2 separate regions of the Homo sapiens genome follow, and region 1 is linked to region 2. A link is a contact called in ENCODE Hi-C data. All regions are on one chromosome and are shown on one strand. Each heading gives the region's core, a stretch centred on a gene start or an enhancer-like site at or near the end of the contact. The rest is flanking DNA. Distances are from core to core; before and after follow the strand shown.

Region 1 (5,842 bases), core at 286-2,785, 330 kb before region 2:
ACTAGCACACTCCTTTCCGAAAGCAAGAACAATGACAGGGCAGAGATGCAAACCAGCATGCCCGATGCCGAATCTGGCCCCAAGCCTATTTTACTTGTCATGCCCAGTGTTTTTAAAATTGAACTTTTTGCTACATTGAAAAAAAAAATCAGGAGATTTTTCTAAAACTCCAAAGATTTGGCTCCATTTTATGGGCAGTAAGATGCAGCCAGCCCCTTTGGAGAGGACATGCACTCCTGTGTTCAGTTTCCCAGCACTCGCTACTTTCTGATGTCTTAAACCCATCTTGCCTCATTCGTTGACATCATCTTCCGGGCCTCTTTGAGTGTTTGGGTTTGTGATTATTTTCCAACTTACACTTCAGCAAACCAGCTATCCAAAGACCTGGTCCATGTAAGAATAAGAATGTCCTCACAGTTCCAGAGACAGCTCCTGCTCAAAGTGTAGAGCGTGCCCCAGTTGGCCATTTAACCGGCATTGTTTTCTGCCTAGCCCCGGCCCCGTCTTCTGAATCCACACTCTTCTATTCATCACTTGCCCACTCCACCATCTAAAATAACTGGAAGGACTTTCCAGGTGCGAGGTCTTTAGGCAGTCTGGAAGCTGTGCACTGATTTGGCTAATGTCACAAGGTCAAGCAGTGTGGATCTAATGTTAGAGCCAAACTTTTAACCTTGTTAACTTCAGTCAACACACCTGGACTTGACAGTAATTTCTGGTACAAAGGTCCTGAAAGCCTTGTCCTCCAGGAAAATATTATTTTGGTTGATAAGAACAGGATAGAAAAGTTAAGGGATCTTGGCAACCTCAGAATCTTGCCCCAAATATCTTTCCATTGATTTGATCCTCTTTTAGGAATTGTTGCTTCTTGCAAACGTTTCCACTCTTTAGAATGGTTTTCTTGTTTCAGAGTTCCCTCCAGAGGAAGTCGTATGAAAGCAAGAATGGAAACTAATGTTTCCTGTTGGGTATGAATTGGGGAAAAAAAAGCATTTGAGATGAGAGAATTGCCTCAAGCCCTTACATGAAGAATGAAATCAACAATAGTGAGATCGTATAAATCCTAGCAGTAGTCCAGATTTACAAAAGGAATATTAGAAGCTTGAGAATGTGTTGCAGAGAATTTAGGCCTGTGTTAGAATGAGTCCAGTTGTAGGCTCAAATGCAACAAGAGCAATTTGTTGCTTATTCTGTCTCCTTACTGCTCAGTGGCATGGGCCTTAACTGGGAGCTTGTTAGAAATGCCGAAATCTGAATCCCCACACCACCAGACTTACCATATTAGAGTCTTCATTTTAACAAGCTCTCCAAGAGATTTCCATTTTGTACATTGGAGGCATGTTCCTATAGAAACATTTTAACCCCAGAATAAAGAGGAATCTGACTGCTAGTGGGAGGGCTTTGCCTTTCCTCCTCGTTCTGTGGCTTCAATGATCCACGTTGCTCTATTCACCTTCCCATTCCTCTGTGGAGCTAGGGAACCAGCCATTCCCAGGCAAGCCTCTAGATGGGGCTGTAGCCCAATCTCCCCTTCCCTATTACAGGATAGGGGCTATTTGATTACCATCAGAGGGTGCGGACTAGCCAGTCAAAACTCCCTTGCCTTTACATGTCTTGGAACCCTTCTATTGCACACACATAAAGTCTTTGTTTTTCCTGTGCTAAAACATTAAAGCAAAAAGCCAACACACTCAGTATTGTTACAAGTAAGGTTCTAAACCCCAAGTTATGGATTTCAGATTCCAAATCTTAATTGTAATCAGATCATTGTAATCTGTCCCAGACCAAATTCTGCTGTGCTAGCCTACCAATTTCAAAAATTCAACATAAAGAAAATATCACTGAGGGTCACCACAGTATAAAAGTGTAACAGATGTCCAACCACTTTCTACTGTTATGACACTGGGAAGCTTGTATCTTTATATTATTTAGGTATTTTTTAAAATTTGTAAGAATAATGTGTAACAACATTAAAGACTGCCTATTGTAGGAGTGTGAGTAAAAGAGAATATAGTTAATTGCTAAATTGCATAAGATTATGAAGATGTTGGAAATTGACTTTTATTTAGTTTGTGGGAAGGAGGAGGGCATATCATTACTGGAAAGGGAAACCAGTAAAGTGAGAATAAAGGGGCATAATTATATTTCTGGAGTCCTGGGACCAACCATGGTACTGATTACTACTGGCCGGAAGTATACTTTGGGCCTTGTATACTTGAATGGAGTATTTAAAATATGTGATGACTCTTTTCTAGATGCTCGAGGAAGTATTCCATAATCTTGATCCTGACGGTACAATGAGTGTAGAAGATTTTTTCTATGGTTTGTTTAAAAATGGAAAATCTCTTACACCATCAGCATCTACTCCATATAGACAACTAAAAAGGCACCTTTCCATGCAGGTAAAAAATAAGCAGAAGTGCTTTCTTTGTGAATAAAAGTTAGAACCCATTTAAGTAATGTCTAATAAATTAATCTGTTGTCTGAAGCAAAATACTAAGGAAAGAGAGGGAAGCAAAAGAAGAATTAGAAAGACTTAACCATTAGGAAGGAAAGGTTGGGTTTGAGAAATGACCGTAAATTACAGTGGAAAGACCACTAATTATGCCTTGTCATGTCAGCTCTGGGTCAGAAGAAACCTGGTGTTAATTAGGGACATATCTCGTCTATGTCATAGAACTCTCTACCAAAACAGTTGGTTTTGATAAGCTCCGTAGGCTTGACTCAGTTGGGAACAGAGATCAGAGAGGCTGCATGACTTTTTTCCTGGCACTGTATATTAGAGAAACATGCCTTCTACCCATCGTGGTCAGGGCTGACCAATATCTTGTTGAAATGCCTGGAATCAAGCTAGGCTTACTCAAGTCTCTTCCTCCTTCCAGTCTTTCGATGAGAGTGGACGACGTACCACAACCTCATCAGCAATGACAAGTACCATTGGCTTTCGGGTCTTCTCCTGCCTGGATGATGGGATGGGCCATGCATCTGTGGAGAGAATACTGGACACCTGGCAGGAAGAGGGCATTGAGAACAGCCAGGAGATCCTGAAGGTGTGGCAGCTAAAATTGAGAAAAATGACAAACTGGAGAAGGGTTGAAAATTTTCAATTTTATTTTTTGGAAACTGTGATTTGATTTTCTTTCTTCTTAATGGTACTTCTGTTCACAAAGTCTCAAAGATAAAAGGTAACTTTTTTTTTAGCCCTTTTAACCAGGAGCCTTTTGTTAAGTACTTTCCGTGTTTTTAACCCCCAGATTATTGACATGAGAAATACTCTTACAATTGTGTTTATTTACAGGGCCAGATAGTGTTGTTGTTGTTGTTGTTGTGTTTTTTTTTTGTTTTTTGTTGTTTGTTTTTTTTTTGAGACGGAGTCTCGTTTTATCACCTGGACTGGAGTATAACGGTGTGATCTCGGCTCACTGCAACCTCCGCCTCCTGGGGTTCAAGAGATTCTCCTGCCTCTGCCTCCCAAGTAGCTGGGACTACAGGCGCACACCACCATGCCCGGCTATTTTTGTATTTTTAGTAGAGACAGGGTTTCACCGTGTTGGCCAGGATGGTCTTGAGCTCCTGACCTCAAATGATCCGCATGCCTCGGCCTCCCAAAGTGCTGGGATTACGGGCGTGAGCCACTGCACCTGGCCAAGATAATTTTTTTTTTTTCTTTTTAACACAAATAACCATGTTATGCTTTCCTTAGAGAAAACTTAACTGTGTTCTAGACTGATGGCTGTTCCTAAGCAATCACCAAAGCAATGGAATTGTCTAATTGCTAGATCATTGTCAGCTCTCAGAGTTTGTATAGCCTTCACATTTTCTGCTTTCAGAGGATGGAATGAGTGATTTGTTTTTGAATTTACGCCTTGCTCTGATTTCTAGGCCTTGGATTTCAGCCTCGATGGAAACATCAATTTGACAGAATTAACACTGGCCCTTGAAAATGAACTTTTGGTTACCAAGAACAGCATTCACCAGGCGGCTCTGGCCAGCTTTAAGGCTGAAATCCGGCATTTGTTGTGAGTTGAGCAGAAGGTTCGCCTGCCCCATTCCCTTTCCTACTTGTCCAGCAAGTCATTCGGATGCCTTGGATGGACATCCTTCTATTCTGTATGCAAATGTTGCTCATCTTCTATCCAACTGCTGCACACATCTTCCTTAAAGTATAGGAAAATTAAGGAGAACTTAGATTGACATGTAGGCTTTTGAAGGGAAGGGTGGAGTGCCTTTTTGCTTTGGGAGGGTTTTGGTTGTCTTGGTTTTGCTTCTGTATTGATGCAAGCCAGATGAGAGCTTTTCTGGGTCTACTTGTTGCTTAGAAACAGTTTCCCATTAACTCAGTGTACTTCTGATCCTAGGGAACGAGTTGATCAGGTGGTCAGAGAAAAAGAGAAGCTACGGTCAGATCTGGACAAGGCCGAGAAGCTCAAGTCTTTAATGGCCTCGGAGGTGGATGATCACCATGCGGCCATAGAGCGGCGGAATGAGTACAACCTCAGGTGAGGCCAGCAGAGTGAGGCTCCTCCTCACCCACCACCCTGGCCCAGGGCAGTGGCGCCTGCAGCTGCAGGGGCAGAACAGTGCACTGGGGACTCTTCTGGTCAGCCTGTTGGCCACACCTTGCTGGAGTGACTCAGATGTGGTCAAGCCCTAAGGGAAAGCAGGGTACACTAGATATTTTATCCAGGTGCTTTTCATCTCTGTGCCTCTGTGTTTCCATTTTTGGTAGATTGATACTGGGACCTCTGAAAGACGTGATGGCAGCTTGTCCATTTTTCTTCGTTACAGGAAACTGGATGAAGAGTACAAGGAGCGAATAGCAGCCTTAAAAAATGAACTCCGAAAAGAGAGAGAGCAGATCCTGCAGCAGGCAGGCAAGCAGCGTTTAGAACTTGAACAGGAAATTGAAAAGGCAAAAACAGAAGAGAACTATATCCGGGACCGCCTTGCCCTCTCTTTAAAGGTAATCATCTTATTAGTTCTGTGGTCTGCGTCCCTGCCGGGAACACCACGTGGAAAACTACAGCTTTGGAAGTGGGCATGTTTGCACAGGGTTCAGTCCAAAAATCCTCCAAGTTTGCCCAGCTGGGTCTTCACCCAGACTTGGCAGGGCCCTGCTAAAATCTGGATTTCAGCAGGGCTACCCAGGCTCCTGCTTTGCTCACAGTATTGATTAGCATCTCTTGTTCTTCTCTCCCACTGCGGGTTCACTAGGTCTTCAGGGCTGTTTGGCACCTGGCTGACCCCTTGATTCCTCCCGCTGCTACTCCAAACCTGGCCCTCACCCTCAGATCCCCATCTTCTCGCCTGCCCGCCCCCCTCATTCTCAGCAGATGGTCTTGCCTCCTGCTACATGGATGCCTGTTTCTCCCGGCCTCCAAATGTGCCTTTTCTTTTTTTTTTTTTTTGAGATGGGGTCTCACTCTGTCACCCAGACTGGAGCGCAGCGGTGCAGTTATAACTTACCACAGCCTCAAACTCCTGGCCCCAAGTGATCCTCCAGCCTCGGCCTGCCAAGTAGCTGGGACTATAGGCTCATGTTATTATGCTCAGCTAATTAAAAAATGTGTTTTGTAATCCCAGCACTTTCAGAGGCCGAGGCAGGCATATCACTTGAGGTCAGGAATTCGAGACCAGCCTGGCCAACATCGTGAAACCCTGTCTCTACTAAAAATACAAAAAATTAGCAGGGTGTGGTGGTGTGTGCCTATAATCCCAGCTACGCAGGAGGCTGAGGCAGGAGAATTGCTTGAACCTGGGAGGCAGAGGAAGTTGCAGTGAGCAGAGATTGTGCCACTGGACTCCAGCCTAGGCGACAGAGCAAGACTCTGGATCTAAAAGA
Region 2 (5,687 bases), core at 2,664-5,163:
ATGAGGTACTGCAGTATGAAACTTTTGTGGGTTTTGTTTTGTTTTTAAGCAATTTGTGATGTGTCTGCATTTTTTCTTTGTATTCTATCTTGGGCTGATTGAGCCTCTTAGATCTGTAGGTTAATATTTTTCATCAAATTTGGAAAATGCTTGGCCACTATTTATTCAAAATTTCTGCCCCAGTCTCTCTCCTCTGCTTCTGGGACTCCAGTTATATACGTAAGAACACTGAATGTTGTCTACAGGTCGTGGAGGCTTTGTACTCCCACTACACTCTTCTTCATGTATCCACACGTAAGTTTTTTTTTTTCTTCACTGTACTTCAGTTTTGTTTCTGTTGCCGTGACTTGAAGCTTATTGATCTTTTTTACAGTATTGAGTCTACTGTTCAGTGAATTTCATTTCAGGCAAGCATTTTTTGGATCTAGACTTTCAGTCATATATGTACTATACCTGTATATACACACACATCCATATATATAATTTCTGTTTTTCTACTGAGCTATTCCATCTGCTCACTTACTGTGTCTATCTTTTCTCTTAAATCCTTGAACATATTTATAGCTGTTTTGAAATTCTTGTCTGCTGATTTTAACATCTGTGTCACCTCTGGGTCTGGTTTTACTAATTTGTTTTCAACTGGTTATGGTTCCTATTTTCTAGCTTCTTTGGTTGTCTTTTTTATTGTATCTTGGACAATGTAATACAATGTTGAGCATCTGGATTTTATCCTCTTTCTTTAAAGAGTTAATTACCTGGTATGTCTACTTAATCCTTTCAAGGCTTGTGTCAGGTTTTAGTAGAGTATTCAGCAAGGTCTTTCCTCAGGTAGAAAGCCAAATTTTTCCTGGTACTGTGGGATTTCCAGAAGCTCACAGCGCTCTGTTAGCTGTTTTCTGAGATAACTTGCATACTCTTGCTTTGCCCTTAGTATTCAGCCAAAGACTTAAGAAAACTTCTTTGCATATTTTTGGAGTTCATCCTTCATACAGCTTATTTTTGGGACTGTGCCCTCTACCTAAGCAGCGCTAAATTCAAATCCTTGTTCCGTTCACCTGTTGAGACTGTTACTTTCTCTGTGGGCTCCATTTTCTTGTGTCCTAGTTTGGAAAGTGCCCCCAGGCAGAAAGTCAGGGTAAATATGGCTCTTACCACCATGTATTTTCCTTCTTTTAAGAATCACAGACTTACGGTGTCTGTGGTGCATTGCCTCCAAACAGTTGCTTTAGTTTGTACACACACAAACATGCAGACATATATATGTTTACATGTAGATAGCTGTTTATACAGAAGGGTAAGTCCAATTTCTGTTATTTAAAAATGGCCAGGTGTGGTGGCTCACACCTGTAATCCCAGCACCTTGGGAGGCTTAGGTGGGCAGATCACCTGGGGTCAGGAACTCCTGATGTCAGGAAACCTCATGAGATGGTGAAACCCCATCTCTACTGAAAATGGAAGAATTAGCCAGGCGTGGTGGCGGGCACCTGTAGTCCCAGCTACTCGGGAGGCTGAGGCAAGAGAATAGCTTGAACTCTGGAGGCGGAGGTTATAGTGAGCTGAGATTGCGCCACTGCACTCCAGCCTGGGCGACAGAGTGTGAGACTCCATCTCAACAACAACAACAACAACAAAAAAGTAATATATTATTTTCACATTTTATGTAATGTGAAATGCAGCTCTAGACCTGCTTGCCAGTGTTTCTGGTTGTCACAAAAACAAACTTTAGCTCATCTCTGTTTCAAAAGACTAAAGAGGTTCTTTATGAATAGTAGTAGTTCTTGAATTCAGATGTTTTTTAATTACGTTAAGTCATTAATGTCCCAGGACTTTTTATTTTAGATTATTTTTTAAAGTAGATACTGTATTTTATGGAATGTCTTCTAAACTTTTATTGAAAAATTTATGACATACTGTTTTTGTTTAATGTGATGAATTATGTCAGTACTTTGTGTTTGCTTTTTACAAATCTTGTTTTTAGGAATAAGGACAACTGGATCCTATTTGAAAGCGCTTTTTAAAAATATTTTGTTTCCTAAGATTGTATTTAGGAATTTTGCATCTCTATGATGCAAGTATGAGTGTTTAAAAAAATTTGGGGGGCTTTTAATCACATTAGATTTTAGAATTTTTAAATTTTAAATACTTTATGAGGAAGTAATAAACCCTCCTTTTCTATGTTTTAGAATATTTTATAGAAAAGAAGTTACTCTTTGAATATTTTGAATAACTCTGAAGTCAGTATGACTAGGCCAAATAAAATACATATTTAGCAAAATATATCAGATTCCTGAATGCCATTGTGACATTTAATTGAACAGAAGTCATTTGTTCTTTTTAGATAATTTTTAGGTAGTTTTTCTTAGTTCATCTCTGCCATGAAGCTGTAGCTTAAACCGTCTCAAAACAGAGTCTACAGCATAGAGAAAATTCTTAAAGTTTTTACTTAGTCATTTATTTTTGATGAATTTTTAAAAATCTCTTTTATACAAAAAGAACTGTTTAATTTCCTGATTCCAAACAAGAATTAAGTAGAGATGTTAGGAAGATCCCACTTTGTTATTTACTTTTGGTAAGCATAACAAAGGGGTACTCTTGTAGTCAAAAAATAACATATTTTTTGTCTTCTTTCCCCTCTTCTTTCTCCCTCCCCCACCCCATATACAAACTTGTCATTACATTTCTGAGATCAACCCTTTGAGATGCTGAGTTTGTACATACCTGTTATATATTTTGCAGTTGACAAATTACAATTTGAACCTCCTCTGAGAAAAGAAACAGAAGCACGAGATGAAATGGTAAGAATTCATTTTTAAAGCATTATTTTCACATTAAGATTTGAGAAAACTTTTTTTTTGTTAGTTGTACTTTGATTAGAAAACAAAGTAATATACTCTTTTAAGCATTAATTTTGACAATTTTTCCCGTATTAAAGTTTTTAAAAGTTTATAGTTAGTTTTATTTTTACTAGAGTACGATGTAATACACTATTTCAATCATTCATTTTAACCTCCTTAGTCTTTTGAAGGTTTTACATGATGTTATTAAATACGCAGAATTTGATTCTCAGCTTTAAGCTCTTAGGACCTTTTTTTTTTTAACTGATTCTGTTTGTTTTATAGTAAATTCTACATTCTGTATTGCCTTACTATTTTTTAAATATATTTTATTTGTTAATATAGTTTCTTTTTTAACCATTGCTGCTATTTTGAATTTACTATCTAGTTACCTCTTTCCTTATCTAAAATGAAAAAAGTGGCCGGGCCCAGTGGCCAACTCCTGTAATCTCAGTACTATGGGAGGCTGAGGCAGACAGATCACCTGAGGTCAGGAGTTCCAGACCAGCCTGGCCAACATGGCAGAACCCTGTCTTTACTAAAAATACAAAAATCAGCCAGGCGTGGTGGCATGTGCCTATAAACCCAGCTCCTCAGGAGGCTGAGGCAGGGAGAATTGCTTGAACCCAGGAGGTGGAGGTTGCAGTGAGCCAAGATCAAGCTACTGCACTCCATCCAGCCTGGGCGACAGAGTGTGAGACTCCATTTCAAAAATAAATAAATAAATAAAAAGAAAAAAGTAATGAAGCAAGATATTATTAGAGTTAGCCTAACCTAGCCTATTGAGTTCATCCTTAATGTTTGGAAGTAGTGCTCTTCTTACTGTAAATATGTTGCTGTATGATAAAACCCCAGTTTCCATGCTAAGAGGGAAAAGTAGTAGCACCAGTAAATTCATGACAGTTTAGTAATATGATATTTAGTTTTCCATGCTAATGGAGTGATGATGTAGATAATTCAGTTGTTTTCTTTTATTGTTTGCTTTGGAATATGCTCACATACTGATAAAGAAGGTTTGTCACATTTGAAGCTACCTTTAGTATGTTTATGGAATTTCTTAAGTTCAGGTCGACTGATAATGAGTCATTGACCTAAATATGTCAAATGACAAAGCAAATCTAGCTAGAGATTAAAAAATTGATTGAATGCCAAGATGATTAATAATCATGACACTGGAATGTTTTCTTGAATCAAATAAAATGGTTAATACCTGTTACAAAGTAACATTTTAAACTATATTTTTATCTTTACAGGGATTGTCATCAGACCCAAATTTCATGTTACAGTGGAATCCTTTTGTTGATGGTGCAAATACTGGCAAGTAAGTTGTTTTCTAATTTAATAACTATATTTTATTTGATTACATAAGAACAGTATGGGGCATGTGATTTATTCTAATAAGCTTTAATTTGCATTCTTGAAAAAGTTATGCCATTAATGAAGGTAAAGCTTTTGAGTTTTACCAAAAAGCATCATGTATTGATCATTAAGGTTTTTTATTTGTTTTTGTTTTTAATCAGAATATGCTATGTAATGATAATATACTGAAAGGTGAGTCACATGATGTCATGGGAAAAAATACTGTAACAGAGTTAAAAAGCCCCAGTTCATCTCTCCAATATAGTTACCTCTACAATTAAGTGAGGGGGCTGGCCTTCATGAGTTGTTCCTAACCTGTCTGTGTACTGCAATTGCCTACAGAGCTCTTTAGAAATGCAGATTCCTAGGTTCCCACATTAGGCCTATACATTTGGAGTTAACAAACTATGGCAGCCCACAAACTAAGAATAGTAAATACATTTTTAATGGTTGAAAAGAAATCAAAAGAATAATTATATTTTATTACACATGAAAATTACATGAAATTCAAATTTCAGTGTCATAAATAAGTTTGTTAGAATATAACTATGCTTATTAGTTTATGTATCGTACATGGCTGCTTTCACACTATAACAGCAGAGTTCCATAGTTACAACCACTGTATGCCTTGCAAAACCTGCAGTATTTACTCTCTGGCCCTTCATAGAAAAAGTTTGCCAACCTCTGGTATAGAATACAGTCTTTGGGACTGGATCTAAGAATCCTGAAAGCCGCCTAATTGATTGCAATGACTGTGGATAAGTGTGTGGGACCAGTGGACTAGATAAGTGCTTCTCAAACTTATTGACCTGGAGAGCTTATTAAAAGGAAGATTCTGTGCATTTAGAAAAGTTCCCAGATGATGCCAATTCTGCTGGTTTGAGGATCTACTTTGAGTAACAAAAGGTTTGATGATATACCCACTTGAATCTATGGGTCCCAACTCTAAAATTCTGAATCAGTTTTTTAACCAAGAAGTTAACTTAGTTTTTATTACATAAGAAATATAGCAAAGCATAACCATAAAAGTAAAATAAGACTTTGTGTCCACTTTTTAAAATCTTTATTTTATAGACATACAATTTGACAATATGAGTGAGGTCTTAGGTCTTCCTAAAGATTTTATACTCTGCATCGTGATCTGTCTTTTACATCCTCTGTATAGAAACTGATTTTAATACATATTTAATAGTATCTGTGTTTTCGGTTACGGTCATTTATCATCATCTAAATTGCATTTCTTCTTTGTATTAGATCAACCTCAAAACGTGCAATACCACCTCCCCTACCTCCTAAGGTGAGCTACTTAATGATTTTGAACACTAAATCCTTATTTAAATAATATAGTTAAATTTTTAAAATAATTTTGAGTTTTTTCAAAATTTTCTTAAATGTATTTTAGATGAATAGAGTTTTCTTCAAAAGAAGTGTATGATGGTGTAAAATATATAGTAAAGAAGATTTCATGAGGAATACAATATTTTTAATAGCTAT

What was found. Hi-C counts contacts between places; a loop is a spot of excess contacts on that map. Pooled maps may share reads with other maps.
Region 1: a loop to region 2 is called in a map of PC-9, with 4 times the contacts of the local background. The contact joins two enhancer-like sites. A Hi-C loop is called at or near these places in 2 of 168 maps with a recorded cell type or tissue (PC-3 and PC-9) and 2 of 50 pooled maps.

Annotation. Positions count from the first base shown.
Region 1 is chr14:50,769,509-50,775,350 of GRCh38, reverse strand. It overlaps NIN (ninein), which reads left to right. Exons shown (of 31, transcript NM_020921.4): 8 at 2,256-2,402; 9 at 2,883-3,050; 10 at 3,883-4,019; 11 at 4,359-4,499; 12 at 4,789-4,963. Among named protein-coding and RNA genes, the nearest start is that of NIN, 59 kb to the left of the region's middle. Within about 2 kb of position 1,535, at least 7 of the 41 ENCODE cell types and tissues checked have a DNase peak (open chromatin) inside an H3K27ac peak, as active enhancers do.
Region 2 is chr14:50,445,882-50,451,568 of GRCh38, reverse strand. It overlaps MAP4K5 (mitogen-activated protein kinase kinase kinase kinase 5), which reads left to right. Exons shown (of 33, transcript NM_006575.6): 15 at 2,737-2,795; 16 at 4,088-4,155; 17 at 5,448-5,490. Among named protein-coding and RNA genes, the nearest start is that of CDKL1, 52 kb to the right of the region's middle. Within about 2 kb of position 3,913, at least 4 of the 41 ENCODE cell types and tissues checked have a DNase peak (open chromatin) inside an H3K27ac peak, as active enhancers do.